4 separate regions of the Homo sapiens genome follow, and all the other regions are linked to region 4. A link is a loop called in an ENCODE intact Hi-C map of the cell type or tissue named here. Cell type or tissue: heart left ventricle. All regions are shown on one strand. Each heading gives the region's core, and the rest is flanking DNA. Links, peaks and the distances in the headings are about the cores only. Region 1 overlaps LOC105376661 (a long non-coding RNA gene). Region 2 overlaps DGKZ (diacylglycerol kinase zeta). Region 3 overlaps LOC105376661 (a long non-coding RNA gene). Region 4 overlaps CREB3L1 (cAMP responsive element binding protein 3 like 1).

The links. A loop is a pair of places that touch in the nucleus more often than their neighbours do. Peaks named below come from ENCODE experiments on the same cell type or tissue, not always from the same donor. Only the 100,000 strongest peaks of a DNase experiment are listed, where the experiment ranks them.
Region 1: it touches region 4 in a loop (4-fold over the local background); 34 of 110 quality-filtered maps call a loop at or near these places.
Region 2: a loop joins it to region 4, with 7 times the contacts of the local background. A loop is called at or near these places in 5 of 110 quality-filtered maps.
Region 3: a loop joins it to region 4, with 2.5 times the contacts of the local background. A loop is called at or near these places in 32 of 110 quality-filtered maps.

What each region holds. Positions count from the first base shown.
Region 1 is chr11:46,125,281-46,129,247 of GRCh38, reverse strand. LOC105376661 (a long non-coding RNA gene) reads right to left here. Exons shown (of 3, transcript XR_931252.4): 1 at 2,470-3,967. Among named protein-coding and RNA genes, the nearest start is that of PHF21A, 5.8 kb to the right of the region's middle. In heart left ventricle, for the core only: a CTCF peak has its summit at 1,937 (motif pointing left); no DNase peak of the experiment used is centred there.
Region 2 is chr11:46,365,035-46,369,001 of GRCh38, reverse strand. DGKZ (diacylglycerol kinase zeta) reads right to left here. Exons shown (of 31, transcript NM_001199267.2): 2 at 1,603-1,711; 3 at 1,255-1,350; 4 at 923-997. Among named protein-coding and RNA genes, the nearest start is that of MIR4688, 9.4 kb to the left of the region's middle. In heart left ventricle, for the core only: a CTCF peak has its summit at 1,221 (motif pointing right); DNase peaks (open chromatin) are centred at 1,221, 1,581 and 2,611.
Region 3 is chr11:46,132,965-46,136,931 of GRCh38, reverse strand. It overlaps LOC105376661 (a long non-coding RNA gene), which reads right to left. Exons shown (of 3, transcript XR_931252.4): 3 at 1-2,552. Among named protein-coding and RNA genes, the nearest start is that of PHF21A, 13 kb to the right of the region's middle. In heart left ventricle, for the core only: no CTCF peak of the experiment used is centred there; no DNase peak of the experiment used is centred there.
Region 4 is chr11:46,313,285-46,317,251 of GRCh38, reverse strand. CREB3L1 (cAMP responsive element binding protein 3 like 1) reads right to left here. Exons shown (of 12, transcript NM_052854.4): 9 at 867-966. Among named protein-coding and RNA genes, the nearest start is that of DGKZ, 32 kb to the left of the region's middle. In heart left ventricle, for the core only: a CTCF peak has its summit at 1,920 (motif pointing right); DNase peaks (open chromatin) are centred at 1,151 and 1,979; H3K4me3 peaks cover 76 bases; H3K27ac peaks cover 1,110 bases.

The sequences.
Region 1 (3,967 bases), core at 483-2,982, 190 kb after region 4:
TCCAATTTATCATTTTGCAATATCTCCATTTGATAATTCAAAATCACATTTGCATATCAAAGGCAATTACTATCTTGTCTGGGAAATCTCCACTGTGTTCTTTCAGATTCGTGATGCCCCTTTCTATCCCCGCGCCCCAATGATAAAACACGTTTATTACAGAATTCTCTAACCTTCGAGAACACCTCTGTATAGGTGTGTTAACTTTGTGAAAATTTACGAAAATGTACTTGTGATTTGTTCACTTCTCTTTATGAATGTTATACTTCAATTAAAGAGTTTATGTAAAAGATACTGTCAGATCCCTGAGTATCTCACCACCTGCACTCAGTTTTAGGACTGCAATGCAATTTGCCAGTGCTTTGCGGAAAGGTGAATTTTGGGATAACACCTAGTCATATTTAAATGTTTATGACTGGACAAACTGCTAGCTGGGCATGCTACGTCTGACCCCATGTGCTTTATGTAATACAGAGGTTGTAAAAAACTTATTAGAACATTATTTCAATGAGGGGAGAACCTTATGTTATTGTAAGAAACGTGTGCCCTAACTGATTTCACTTGGAAGACAGAAGGTTTTATATACTACAGTTTAAAGCTGCTTTCACTTGGTTGGAATTTGGGATGTAATATATTTCAAACAGGGTTTCACTCATATGGGTATACTAATTAGTTTTTCAGGTTTCCAGGTTTCAATGCTCACAGAAAAGAAACAATAAAAATAAAATACGTAATTGTGCAATGTGATACAAATTACCAAGGAACCAAAGTAATATTTATCAAGCACGTATGACACACATTATCTCATTTAACCTCCATAACAACTCTATAAAGTAATATGATTATTTCTGCATTTTGCACATAAGGAAACTGCCGCTTACAATAGCGCATCATTTGTCCAAGGTCAACCCGGGACTGTTTGATTCCAGTTTTACTAATTCCTCAAGAATAAGCCCTGCTAACTTCCCGTTAACTGCTTGGACCCTCCAAACAATCCAGTGAGGCCGAGTGCAGTGGCTCACACCTGTAATCCCAGCACTTTGGGAGGCCGAGGTGGGCGGATCACCTAAGGTCAGGAGTTCCAGACCAGCCTGGCCAACATGGTGAAACCCTGTCTCTACTAAAAACACAAAAAATTAGCCAGGCATGGTGGCGGGCGGCTGTAATCTCAGCTACTAGGGAGTCTGAGGCAGGAGAATCGCTTGAGCCTGGGTGGAAGAGGTTGCAGTGAGCCGAGATTGCGCCATTGTACTCCAACCTGGGCAACAAGAGCGAAACTCCGTGTCAAAAAAACAAAAACAAAACAATCCAGTCGATTAAGTATTATTATTTTCCCCATTTTGGGGGAGGAAATAGGTCCAGAAAGATAAAGTGTTTAGTTGGATATTTGCAGAACCCAGACTCACTCGCAGTTTCTCAGCCTCCAAATCTGGTAACACCTTACACTAGATAACACCATTGCTCAGGCCCACAGTGTAATTTATTTATGTTGATAATAGATATCAAAGACTAGACATTGAAGGTGGAAATAACAAGATGATAAAATTCTTTCAAATCCCTGGTCTTGGAAGAATATCCCTGTGATACATTTAGCAGTTCAGCAGCTTTAAGGCAGACATTTCTATAGCTCTAATTGCAGCCATTTTAGTTCCTAACAAACAGGTCCAGCCCAGGCCCCCAATCTGCATCAGTTACTTCTGGAAAAGGAGTCAGGATCTGCTTCTTGGAGGGTAGAGTCACACACATACAAATGCACACGTGAATCTCTCCATGGCGTTTAGTCTAGTTCTGTGGTTCTCAACCATCCCCTCCCAACGAACCCAACCCCAGTGCAGTTTTACACTCCTCCCACTGGACTCCACCCTCACCCTGTACACACCGGATATTTGGCAATGCCTGGAGATACTTTTGGTTGTCACAACTGTTGGGGAGCTGCTACTGGCCTCTAGAGGCCAAGGATGCTGCTAAAAGTCCTACAATGCCCCCTACAACAAAAAAATTACGTGGCCCAAAATGTCAATAGTGCTGAGGTTGAGGAGCCTTGGTCTAGTGAATGCTGTTAAACACACACACAACTGAAATTACTTAGGATTGAATTGACCTTGGAGATTATGGCAAAGTAATGAAATTGAAGGTATTCTCTAGAGTGGACTGTTTATCTACCAATATACATTTACAAGTTATATCTGACCCATTTCCAATTATGATTTTGGCTTACCACAAATGCACACACAAGACAGTTACAGTGAAGATTTTTCAAAAAGATCAGAAACCATCGAGACAGTGGGGAGAAAGAAAGTACATTCAACTTCTGCTAGTCACTGGGGATTTTCTGTCATAATTCTTTAAAAATCACATTGATATGTCTTCTCTACTTACTTAAGCACTTTGTTGGTACAAGCCAGGTTTTCATTTATTCCAGCCCAATAAGAATTAGAAAAAGAAGACTTGATGAATTCTAATATTTACCTTCCTGCCTCAGTGAAGAAATAGAACTCCCAGGTTTTCAGACAGAGTTCAAATCTTCTTTGGGCTGACCTTTTAAGAGATAATGAGGTTACTTTTCAGCCTGGAGCAGAAAACAGGACAGTGGTTGAGTGAAGTGGGAAGGGTGGCCGGGTTGGATGAGAAAGCCATCAATCAGTCCTTTCCAGGGGGGGTTTCATTGCTTTATTTGAAATACTGTCAAGTTCCAGAACATCAGAGAAAATCATATACATGTACAAAAATACCTTAATATCCATGGGTGTGGTTATGTGCTGTGCTAGTATAAAACTGTAAAATAAGAAAAATTCATTCTCTATTATAGTATATAAGGACTCTATAATAATATAATATGTAATGCCTATTACCTTTTTTCTATATTTACAGTGTATCTGCATTAGACTAATAGTGCAAATAGGAAGGAAGCTATTTTACTATTTTGAGTGGCATTTTACATTGTCCCATAGAACCCCAATATTAATATTAATTAAATCCTTTTTTTTTTTTTTTTTGGAGATGGAGTCTCGCTCTGTTGCCCAGGCTGTAGTGCAGTGGCGCAATCTCAGCTCACTGCAACTTCTGCCTCCTGGGTTCCAGCGATTTTCTTGCCTCAGCCTCCCGAGTAGTTGGGACCACAGGTGCCTGCTGCTACACCCGACTAATTTTTTGTATTTTAGTAGAGATGGGGTTTCACCATGTTGCCCAGGCTGGTCTTGAACTCCCAAGCTCAGGCAATTTGCCCGCCTCAGCCTCCAAGTGCTAGGATTACAGGCGTGAGCCACCGCGCCCGGCCTAATTAAATACTTTTTATTGAACAAAAGTTATTTAGATTCCTACCTCATATCTCGCACCAAAAAAAATTTTAAAGATAAATGTAGCAAAGTAAATGGAAAAAATAGAAACCATAAAAATACAAGAAGAAAATTGTAAGTAGTTTTCTAATCTTGGAGTTTGGATAACTTCTTGAAGCATAGAACAGGAGGCAGGAATATGTAAGAAAATACTAATTTGAGTACTTTTACAAAAATTTAAAACTGCACATTTGATATTTAATAACATTCAAGATTTGGGTTTTAACCTTTGTTCAGCAGTTTTTGTTTTTTCGTTTTGAGGCAGGGTCTCGTTCTGTTGTCCAGGCTGGAGTGCAGTGGTCCAATTGTGGCTCACTGCAGTAGCCTTTAACACTTTGGTTCAAGTGATCCTCCCACCTCAGCTCCCCACTAGTAGCTTGGATGGGGTCTTGCTATGTTGCCCAGACTGGTGTTGAATTCCTGACCTCAGGTGATCTTCCTGCCTCTGTCTCCCAAAGTACTAGGATTATAGGCCTGAGCCACTGCGCCTGGACTGTTCAACAGGGTTTTGATGGCAATTAAATGGGTTGGAAGGGTAACTAGGTGGCAGGAGAGCAAATTTTAAGTTATTGTGCACCTGCTATGATTATGTCATTCATGTCTAAAAGTTGAATGTCTCAAAGCAGCTTTTG
Region 2 (3,967 bases), core at 186-2,685, 52 kb before region 4:
CTCCTGACCTCAGGGTGATCCACCTACCTCGGCCTCCCAAAGTGCTGGGATTACAGGCATGAGCCACCGCACTCGGCCGCATCCTTTCTTCCTCGCCCTCTGGCACTCCCGACCCGGGCACACGCAGCCAGCCTGGTCCTCACACGCAGACTTGCACTGCCTGGCCCCTGGAGACCTTTAGCTAATTTGTGGAACCCTAGGTCGATTTCCACCTTAAATGATGAGTGTACAGTGCTTGGGGCTGCATTTCTATTTCCCTTCTCATAACTGTCCCTACTTCAGCCTTATTAGAGGTATAAGGAAGCCTCACTTTACAATTCAGAGGCTGGGGAAAGCAGCCTGTGTGAGCCTGCCTGAACCACTCCTAGTCTTACAGTCTCTCCCGTATGATGGCCTGGGTTTCTGCAGGCTGGGAAGCGCTGCCCCTCCATGCGAACCCTTCTGCCCCTGGCCTTGACCCGTCTGCCCAGTGCTGCCTCCACCTCTAGAAGCACAGTGCCCAGACATGCCCCCAGCTGCAAATGCACAGTGGACAATGGCCCTTGGGGAAAGGTCTCCACAGAGGCAGGGTGTAGCCACAGCTGAGTTATGAAGCTTCAGCAAATCAATGGCCTCTTCTAAGCACTAGTTTGGACATGGTGAAATGGTACAAGGGCCACCATTCGTCAATTCATTCCATTGAGTGATATTCAACGAACCCACTAGGCGCCAGGTTTGTTCCAGGCAGTGGGGATACAGCAGCTAATCAGTGAGGAGCCAGGATTCGAACGCAGGCATTTGGCTCCAGGGTCCTTGACTCTTCACCCCCGAGTGCTGGGTCACTCCTGGCAGGCCGTTTGTATAACATGTGGGTGTGAGTGCGCGCTGAAAGGGCCTCAGCACCCAAAGGGCAGGGGCGGGCAAAGCTGAGCTACCCACCCACCTTCTCCAGCTGCTCGATGCAGGGCGTGTGCACCACAATCTTGCAGGCTGCGCACTTTCTTCGAGACACTGACTTCTGCTGCAGGACAGGAAGAGAGGGCCCCTGAGGCACCAGGTAAGTCTATCTCGGAGGCTGCCTGCCCCAGCACAGCTGCCCTTTGTGTGCACTGGGAAGCCCCAGTCCTGGCATCCGGACAAAGCCCCTGCACCCCTCACCATCCTGGGGCGGCCCACAGCAGGGGTGCCAGGGAGCGGGCTCAATCCCACGTTCCCGGAAGGGCTGCGGCTACTGGCTCCACCAGCAGGGGGCGGCGTGCCCCTACGAGCACTCACCAGCATCCTGGCTACACAGTACTGCTCCCCAACGTAGCAGAAGTCCCCGGACACGTTGGTCTCGAACCAGATGTGCTCCCCATATGTCGCTGACTCCTAGCCACGGGATGGGCTTGCTCAGCACACGCTGGCCGCCCAGCCCTCCCTCCCATCAGCCCCCGCCCACCCGCCCTCTCCCAAGACAAACCCACTCCAGCGCCCCGATCGACCCTGCTCTGTTCCGTCTGCCCCACTGTCCCAACCCTTCCAGGCTTGGCTCTCCCAGCTGCCTTTAGTGCCTCCACCCGCCAGCTGCGCCTTGGCCAAGAGCCCAGAGGGTCTGGGACCCAGGGGTGTTCAGGCACTCACGCTCCAGTCCACTGTACTCCGGATCTGCCGCTCTGACTCGCTGCACGGGGCCCCAGGGGTGGGCGGAGGGGGGGCCAGGTGCTGGAGGCCCGACTTGGTGATGGCTTTCCTAGAGAGGAGAAGACAGCTGAGGAGGGGGCTGAGCACTTGCTGACCCTACTTCCTCCCACCTCCTGGGGCCTCTGCCCTTTCCGTGACCTCGGCAACAGGGAGGGCGGAGGAGCCTCCCAGCAGCCCCAGACACTAAGAGGCTCCCTGCAAGAGACATGGCCTTTTGGGGTACGCTGGCTTCAGGGTACTGCCCAGAGTGTTCCCAAGTGGGGAACCCTCAGCCAGGCAGAGCTTCAAGGCCCATGCCCAGGCCAGACCCACAGGAGGTCACACCACTCGCCCTGCTGGCCACAGCTATACCTACGCGAGCAGGGCGCTCCAGGCCTGGGGTCCGGCCGCCTTGCGCCGTAGGGCTACCTGGCGCCTGCGGGACAGTGGGCGCACACGGGTGGGCAGCATGGTGCCGGCGGTGGTGCCTGAGGCTCTTCGGCCCCCAGGGCCAGGGTGCTGGCCTGAGGGCCGCCGCTGGCTGAGGCGCCGATAGTAGCCGTGCAGGCCCCAGAGAGCGTGGTCATATACGGCATCCGCGGGGAGCAGGTGGGAGGAGGCTCGGCGCAGGTAGCGGGGTAGGGGCAACAGCGGCTGGGCGCCCCGAGGTGGGGGTGGCCCTGGTGTCTTGGTGCCTGGCTGGATGGCGCTCGATGCCTCGGCTACCACATCCTCCTGGACACCCTCCTCCTCATTCATGCCCACAAGCCCGGTCAACAGCAGGGGTGCACCCAGAAGCTGGGCCCCCACGGTGGTAGGCTGTGGAGTGAGCACCTTATCCACGATGAAGCGGGGGTTGCAGGAAGGGGGCACAGTGCTGGAGCGCCGGCGGCTGGAACCCTGGGCCCTCACCCCGCAACTCAGGAGGCAGCCCTGGAGCTGGGCGCTGGAGCGGCGCCGCTGTGCCAGTGAGGAGGAGGCCTGCCCAGCGGGGGAGCGACGCCGGGCCTTGCCTGTGGGCAGCCCCACGCTGCTGGGCCGCTGCTGCCCCTCTCCAGGGCCTGGCACCTTCCCCCGGAAATGTCTCCTAAAGAAAGTCTCCATGGCAGGCGGTTGGCTGTTGGGCACAGAGACCGGGAGCATCAGGAGCTGGATCAGGCCACGGTCTGTCCTGTGTCCGGGAGCCCATTCACAGCCTCTGCCCCATGAGAAGGGAAGCAACCAGGAGCCCATTCACAGCCTCTGCCCCATGAGAAGGGAAGCAACCCCTGAGGGAGGGAGGGGTCACTGCAGCCTCTGACCTCCATGTGAGGATCCCAGGGGTGCTCAGGGGAGCCCACGTTTACAGCTGTTGGGGCACTGATGCTCTCCCCCATTGCACCCTAGGGAGCCCTGGAGTCCCAGGGAGGTGGGTGCTTCAGGCTACCCCTTCTTCCCCCATCCAGGCACCAGAATCTACAGAGCTCTGGGCCTAAAGGCCTCCACCTGCCCTGCCGGAAGCTGATGGAAAAGAAAACAAAAAGAAAATGGGGAGTCGGTCTGCCTGGATGGACGGTGGGGCCCAGGGCAGGGCTTCCCACTTGCTGGGCCTTTGTTTTGCCACCAACATGGTGGGGGCAGGTTAGGTGTCCCCTCATGGGACATGGAGCAAACCAAGCTATAACAAAATGAGGCTCTCTGCAAAGGAACTTAATCCTGACAGGACCCCCAGAGTCTCTCAGCCCATAGCCTTGGGGTCAGGCTGAAGGTGACTCCTGGAAATAGAGAGGGTCTAATGTGTAGCTCAGGGGAGACCAGGTCTCAGGGAACTGGAGAGTCACTGTCTGGCTCTCCTGGGAGAGAGGCTGCTCAGTCTCCCTTCACACCCAGGGGGCCGTGACAATAGGCTTGGGCCAAAAGCAAAGCCTTCTGGATTCTGGGTGTGTGCGTGCCTGTATGTCTGAAGTGCTGATGGTAAGAACTTTCTGGTGCTCGACTGCTCTGTCTCACCTTTCTGAAGGGACAAAGTACGGATACCCCAGGGTGAAGCTGGGTGATGCCGGGAAACCCTTCTGACTCTGCTCCTGATGGAGCCTGTGACTGCACATTCTTCTGCGGCCCTGATGCTGGAAGCCCCCATACTCACAATTCCAAACGCTGCACAGCCCAGAGCTCCCTCCTGCAGGCAGGCAGGAGCTGTGGGCATCATCCTAGCTCCCACCTGGACCTGGCCTCCATGGACCCATCCTGAACTCATGCTTTGCTCCCTCTGCCAGCTCACCTCAGCCCTGCCTACCCTTCTTCACAGCCAGCATCGAGCTCCTGTGCCCTACCTCTCCTAACAGTG
Region 3 (3,967 bases), core at 647-3,146, 180 kb after region 4:
ACTGCCCCTGCCCTGCAACGTACCTGATATACTTCCAACGAGGTCCCTCCTTCACTAATTCCACTTGACGTGGATTTCTACCATGGCAAGCAAAAGAACTTTGCCTGAAAGAACCTGCAGTCATCCCAGATTCTTTTTTTATGGAGACGAAGTCTTGTTCTGTTGCCCAGGCTGGAATGCAGTGGTGCGATTTCGGCTCACTGAAACCTCTGCCTCCTGAGTTCAAGCGATTCTCCTGCCTCAGCCTCCTGAGTAGCTGGGATTACAGGCATGTGCCACCATGCCTGGCTAAGTTTGTATTTTTAGTAGAGATGGGGTTTCACCATGTTGGCTAAGCTAGTCCTGAACTCCTGACCTCAGGTGATCCGCCCGCCTCGGCCTCCCAAAGTGCTGGGATTACAGGTGTGAGCCACCGCGCCTGGCCCCAGATTCTTATTTTTCAGGGGAGGTCGGTTTTTCCCTTTGTGACCAATTCCCCTCCCAGGGAGAAAGACAATTTTCAGCTTCCGTGGTCCCAGACTGCAGTGAGTTCATGCATATTCTCCCAAGGTGGAGGAAGATTGTTTAAAAGATGCTGAGTGGCAGGGAGAAGAATGTCACCTAAACATCCCTCTGCCACAGAAGGAGAGGTTTGGCTGAGCCTCAAGGACATAGGTTCAGACAAGGGCAGTCCCGGCTGCCTTACCGCGAGATGGAGTCATCTTCCTGGAGCTGGAGGATGTCACGGAGCTTTGGGATCCTCCTTCATCCTTCAAAGTGTCTCCTAGGGTGCGTTTGTCTTAAAACTAGCTTCAGAGGTGAGGGAAAGAAGGTGAGATGAGGAATTTGTCCCCAAGTGGTTTCTTGGCTGACTCTGCTCCCTGGTAAACTGGAACAGTAGTAGCTGGTTATGCTTATGATCTCATTTCTCTGTGGTTCCCAAGGTGCCTAGAGTGAGCCTTAAATAAAGTAGAATGCTGGCCGGGAGCAGTGGCTCACTCCTGTAATCCCAGCACTTTGGGAGGCCGAGGTGGTCGGATCACGAGGTGGGGAGATTGAGACCAGCCTGGCCAACGTGGTGAAACCCCGTCTCTACTAAAAGTACAAAAATTAGCTGGGCGTGGTGGTGCGTGCTTGTAATCTCAGCTACTAAGGAGGCTGAGGCAGGAGAATCGCTTGAAACCAGGAGGTGGAGGTTGCAGTGAGCCGAAATCACGCCACTGCACTCCAGCCTGGAGACAGAGCAAGACTCCATCTCAAAAAATAAAAATAAAATAAATAAAGTAGATGCCCATTAAACCTTTTGTGGTCCCCCTTGCTGCCAGCAAGACAAGGCCTTTGCCTCTTTGCTCAGGCAGCTCCAGAGGATTGCTCTGGGGCCCTCTTATCCTCCCATTCCTGAATTCATTCATTTAGTCAACAAATACTTCCTGAGCACCTGTTCTGTGCTAGGCTCAGTGTAGGTGCTGGGACTACAGGGGTGATAAATAAGATGGACATGACCCTTTCTTTCTTGGAACTTAGATCTTTCTGTCCACTTTTCACCCCTTCCCCCAAATATATATCAAATAAAAACACAGAAACTTAAGAGAGAATTTCTCCTGCCACATGACAGAATACCAAGCACATCGTTTCAGAGAGAGAGAAAGAGAGAAAAGGAGAAACTAGAAAGAAAACTCCCAGCTGTATGGGAGTCTCCCAGAACAAGGGTCCCATTTTTGTTACTCCTTGTTCAAAAATCTCATGTCCCCCACTCAGTACACACACACACATACGTATAATACATATGTTACTTGCACCGTTTACATTCATAACATGTACAGCTGGAGAGCAGCGAAGTCTGCCTCCCACATTTTACAGAACGGATTGGCAGCTGGGACTGAAGGCGATAGAAATAAGCTATTGATCAAGGGTTAAGAAAGTACTGCCACTGGGATCCTGTGATGCTTGCAAGCTGAGGGCAGCAGTAAAGTGCTACACAAATGCAATAACATTTATAACCCGAGGGCAAGTGCTTTGTACATGAAAATAAAAAGCTGATCCTCTGTCTAATTCTTTCCCCCTCCTTGGGCTGGGCTGGCCTTTGACAAGTGCATGAACAGGAGCCTAAGCGGGGTCACCTGGATGGGCTGATTTCTGACTCTCTGGGCCAGTGACTGGATCTGTTTTTCCCATGTTGGTGCCTTCTGGTGGTCTGGGAAGTTACCTACACATTTAAAGCTTCTCTGGGAGAAGCAGGGAAGCAGCCACATTCCACCACCCTGAGAAACCACTTAATGCCTTGGCCCCATGGGTCTTGCTTGGTTTGCTTTGCGGACGTTGTCTGCTCCTCTTGGGAGCTGAACTTTTCACTTGTATGGATGCTGGAAATCACTCTTTAGAGCTTCCTTCTGTGACATTTGTAAAGAGGAGAAATCCTATTTTTGGGAGAAATAGATAGAAAAGAGAGACAATTCTGGAGGTACTACAAAACAGTAAATGGACCATGATGACTGGACCCGAATAAGCCAGCTTTTTCCTCCAAAAGTCACCAGATCAGTGCTTCCTGACACGTGCCCCCAGAAACGCCAGTCCTGTAAGAGACACCATTAAAATGGGTCAAAATAAATTGAGACTCAAAATAAATTGAGAAAAAGCTTCCTCTTGGAGATTCCTATTGCATCTTTGCAATTTAAAGGCTCTGAGAAGCCCTGCAGTAAAGGAGTTTAACTTTGCTTAGCAGTATCTCCCAGATTTACTTGACTGCCAAACTATCCCCGCCCTTAAAACTTCTTTCATCCTTTCTCTTTTTATTACCTAATGCCTATTAACAACATACTTTAGGAAAGCACTTACAGAAGGATTTGATATTTTGCCTGCCATGTACTGTATGCCTTCATGTGCCTTCAAGACACTTTGCACGAATTATTTCTACCCACCAAAATAGCTCTGCCAATATTATTATCCTATTCTCATTTCACATCCTATCCCATCCTATTTCCTAGATAAGACATATGAGGCTAAGAGTGGATAAGTCACCTGTCCAAGGCCCCTCAACTAAGTAGTAACTTAGTGAAGATTCTTTTTTTTTATTTTTATTTTTTGAGATGGAGTCTCGCTCTGTTGCCCAGGCTGGAGTGCACTGGCATGATCTTGGCTCACTGCAACCTCCACCTCCCATGTTCAAGCAATTCTCCCGCCTCAGCCTCCCAAGTAGCTGGGATTACAGGCATCCACGACCATGCCCAGCTACTTTTTTTGTATTTTTAGTAGAGTGGGGTTTCACCATGTTGGCCAGGCTGGTCTCAAACTCCTGACCTTAAGTGATCTGCCCGCCTCGGCCTCCCAAAGTGCTGGGATTATAGACATGAGCCACCGAGCCTGATCAAACTTAGTGAAGATTCTAACCCAGGCCTTTCCAACTCCAAAACTCACATTTTCCATCATACCACACATCTTGTTATATAGGATGAAGACTGACTTCTTTTTTTGCCAAAGAGAAAATGAGTTGCTCTTCTTTGGAGACCTTTGTCTCAGGATCCATCCATTCTCCTCAAGGCCTTGCCTGGTTCATCTCAACGTAGTGCTACCCCACACTTCCTTCCTTGTGGCTCATGGGAATTCCCATTAGAAAGCAGAAGCTGAATCTAAGTAGCTGTGGGCAGGCATCCCAGTTTTGCCATGTACTATTTATGTGACCTTAGGCAATTTACTTAACCCCTCGGTGCCTCAGTTTTCTTATCTATAAAATTTTAAATATGTACAAAACATCTGGCCCAGAATGCTTAGTAAATGGCAGTTGTTATTTTTACCATTAATAATTAACAATAAGCCGTCATGAGAAAAAAAATACTTATTAGGAAAATGTTAGGGATTCCTACTTCAAATCAACTATCCTGGTGTGATAAGATACAGATATTTTAAGATGAAAAAACGGAAGCCTGTTAAGTCAGTGACTTTTTCAAGTGCACAAGTAGCTAATAGCAGAACTGGGACCTGGATTCCCGGA
Region 4 (3,967 bases), core at 644-3,143:
CCCAAGGAAGCAGCTGCTCCAGTCGACCACTCCCTCCTACATGTGGGGTCTCCTATCCTCTCTGGGGAAGGCAGGGACAGCCCAGGCCATCCCAGCCCATTGTAGGGGGGTCGCCACAGGCAGTGCTAGAAGTAAGAGGGAAGTGGCCAATGTGGAGTCCCCTTACGGGGTAGAGGAATCAGGAAAGGAAGGAATAGGTGCAGGTGGGGCTTGGGGCTGGGACGAGGGAGGGGGACACACCGCCACATCACGTTCTCAGCAGGATTCTGAGGAGCCTGGCTAGCGGGAGGTGCTGAGAGCCACGGAGCCCACACTACCCCTGCCCATAGCCTGGTTCTGCTGCCTGACAGCTCGAGGGTCTCGGAGGGCCGGGGCATGCTGAGCCAGGCGGCAAGAGACTGGCCATTTCCAGAAGAAGATAGAAGAGGGACTGGAAGAGGTCTGAAACACGCCCTGGGAGCCTTCCGGGTTTCCAGGGGTTTCCTCAGCCTTTTCACTGCCATCTGTTCCAGAAAGAACCATGTCCGTTCTTCCCTGAGTCTCCCCAAGCCCTTCCCTGCACAAGGCCTGTGGAAGCCGCCTCCTCAAGGAACCTGCCCAGCTGTCCCCTAGCTGGGGCCACTGGAGTCACCTACACATCTACACTGTGTTAACCAGTCGGGGACCGGTGTGAGGCAGAAGGCACCATGGGCTTGGAGAAGGAGTCTGGAGTCTGCTAGAACCAGCCCACCAGGCGCCAGGATGGTGTACCCTGGGACGCTGCCCACGATGTTACCGATCCTTAAAGCTCTGCCCAACCCTGGAAAAAGCCAGCCTTGGGAAGAACTCTCCTCCTGTGGGTCTGTGGTGGAGGGAGCCACACCTACCATGAGGCAGGTCCCAGTCTGGGTGGCGGCCATCTTGTAAGGTCTGGAGATCTTGTTGGTGACCAGAGTCTGGAGTTTCTGCAGCTGCTGGAGCAGGGTCCTGAGGAGGGCACAGCAGTCAGCTGGCAGGCTTTGACCCCGCAGGCATCTCTGCCTCCTGGAGCTCTCCTAGGGGGCTGGCTCCAGACTTGGCCTCCACGCCAGGTGCCCGTTTCAGTCAAGATAGGAAAGGTCACCTCCTGCGTGGCTCCTCTGCAGAGTGGCCTGGCGCCTGGGGCCTGCCTCATGGTGACTGGCTGGGTCACCTTGTGGAAGCTCAGGCCTGCCCTGTGATGCTCCTGGCCAAGGGGGTTGGAGGAGGGAAGGCCTGCCCCCAGCTGCACAGATGCCAGCCTTCTTTTGCTTAACCGACACCTGCCACAGTTTCACTGACCTTCCCTCCCTGGCACCCCCAGCACCCTGAGCTGATAAGAAGGAGCTGTTTGGCACAGTGCCTGGTATGTAGTGAGTGTCTAGTAAATGGTAGCTATTGTTTTTGTTAGGTTTTTTGTTTTGTTTTGTTTTGAGACAGAGTCTCGCTCTTTCACCCAGGCTGGAGTGCAGTGGTGCGTTTGCGACTCACTGCAACCTCCGCCTCCGAGGTTCAAGTGATTCTCCTGCCTTAGCCTCCTGACTAGCTGAGACTACAGGCGTGCGCCACCATGCCGGCTAATTTTTGTATTTTTAGTAGAGACGGGGTTTTGCCAGGCTTGTCTGGAACTCCTGACCTCAGGTGATCCACCCGCTTCGGCCTCCCAAAGTGTTGGGATTACAGGCATGGGCCACCGTGCCCAGCCATTTTTGCTTTATTGCTGTGTTTGCTTTTATCACGGCACTTCGTTTATTTATATATCTCCACATCAGTCTCCTTTATTAACTGTGGCCTCCCTGAGGGTGAGGACCGGGTCCCACTCAGCGTGGAATCTTCTGGGTGCATACAGAATGCGTTCAGCACAGGCTTGGTGGGCAAATGTTTAATCTCTCTCCACCCAAACGGGCACGTAGGGGTTGCAGTTCCCACAATGTACAGCAGGTGGCGAAATAACTACAAGGGCTTGGACCTACTTTGGGCCAGAAAGGAACCCCAGCCAGAGACAGAGGGGTGGGGTGGGGGGTCAGGTGGGATTCTCCAGGCCAATCAGGGAACAGAGGAGTGGCTGGATCCCGCTGGAGAAGCTGGGGGAGAAGGAAGGAAAGAAGGAAAAAGTCTTGTGTTGAGCACCTGCTGCATACCAAGGCTGTTGTCTAGGTTATTGTAATTAATCCCAGCAAATAATTATTAAAGACCTACCACAGGCTCATGGCTGGGCACTATCAGGAATTTGGAATGAAAATAATGGTGGGGTGTGGTGGCTCACGCCTGTAATTTCAGCACTTGTGGGAGGCTGAGGCAGGAGGATTACATGAAGTCAAGAGTTCAAGACCAGCCTGGCCAACATAGTGAAACCCTGTCTCTACTAAAAATACAAAAATTAGCCGGGTGTGGTGGTACACGTCTGTAATCCCAGCTATTTGGGAGGCTGAGGCATGAGAATTGCTTGAACCCAAGAGGCGGAGGTTGCAGTGAGCCGAGATTGTGCCACTGCACTCCAGCCTGGGCGACAGAGCAAGACTGTGTCTCAAAAAAAAAAAAAAAGTAAATAAAAATAAAAAAGTAAAAATAATGAAAGAAGGCCAGGTGCAGTGGATCACACCTATAATCCCAGCACTTTGGGAGCCAAAGCAGGAGGTATGCTTGAGTCCAGGAGCTGGAGACCAGCCTGGGCAACACAGCAAGACCACGTCTCTACAAAATACTTAAAATTAGCCAGGGGTGGTGGTGTGCGCCTGTGGTCCTAGCTACTTAGGAGGTTGAGGGGGGAGAATCAGGAGTTTGAGGCTGCAGTGAGCTATGATCACCCCACTACGCTCCAGCATGGGCAACAGAGTGAGACCCTATCTCAAGAAAATAAATAAATAAAAATAATGAAAGAAGAATAAAAGCTAACATGAATTGCACATTTCTAAATGCCAAGCATCAGGCTGGATCCTTTATTCGCAGGATCTTATTAATACCCTCACATCCATCCTATGAGATAATGTTTCTTTTCTTTCTTTTTTTTTTTTTTTGAGACAGAGTCTCACTCTGCCACCCAGGCTGGAGTACGGTGGCACCATCTCAGCTCACTGTAACCTCTGCCTCCCGGGTTCCAGTGATTCTTTTCCCTCAACCTCCTGAGTAGCTGGGATTACAGGCATGCACCACCACATCCGGCTAATTTTTGTATTTTTAGTAGAGATGGGGGTTTCACCATGTTGGCCAGGCTGGTCTCGAACTCTTGGCCTCAAGTGATTTGCCCGCCTCCGCCTCCCAAAATGCTGGGATTACAGGCGTAAGCCACTGTGCCTGGCCCTATGAGATAATGTTTCTATCATCCCCATTTAGACGAAGAAACAGGGGCCCAGAGATATTTAACGATTTCTCCAGAGTCACAAAAATGGCAGAGCAGCGTAAGAACCCAGAGCTGTGACTTGACGTGGCTGCTACCTGCCAGGCACTGTCCTGCTGTCTCTATACTCCTGTTTCTCAAACTTCATAGTACATGTGAATCACCCAAGGACCTTGTGAATGTGCAGTTTTTAGCTCAGTAAGTCTGGAGAGAGTTCTGAAATTCTGCATTTTTTTTTTTGAGACAGAGTCTGGCCCAGGCTGGAGTGCAGTGGCACAGTGTCAGCTCACTGCAACTGCCGCCTCTCGGATTCAAGTGATTCTTCTCCCTCAGCCTCCCGAGTAGCTGGGATTACAGGCGCCCACCACCACGCCCAGCTAATTTTCTATTTTTAGTAGAGATGGGGTTTCACCATGTTGGTCAGTCTGGTCTCGAACTCCTAACCTCAAATGATCCACCCCCCTCATCCTCCCAAAGTGCTGAGATTACAAGCGTGAGCCACCGTGCCCAGCCTGCATTTCTAACAAGCTCCTAGGTGATGCTGATGTTGCCTGTCTGGGTCAGCTGGCTTTGAGTAACAAGGATTTACACCAGTGGTTCTCAAACTTGAGGGTGCAACCTAATTACGTGGAG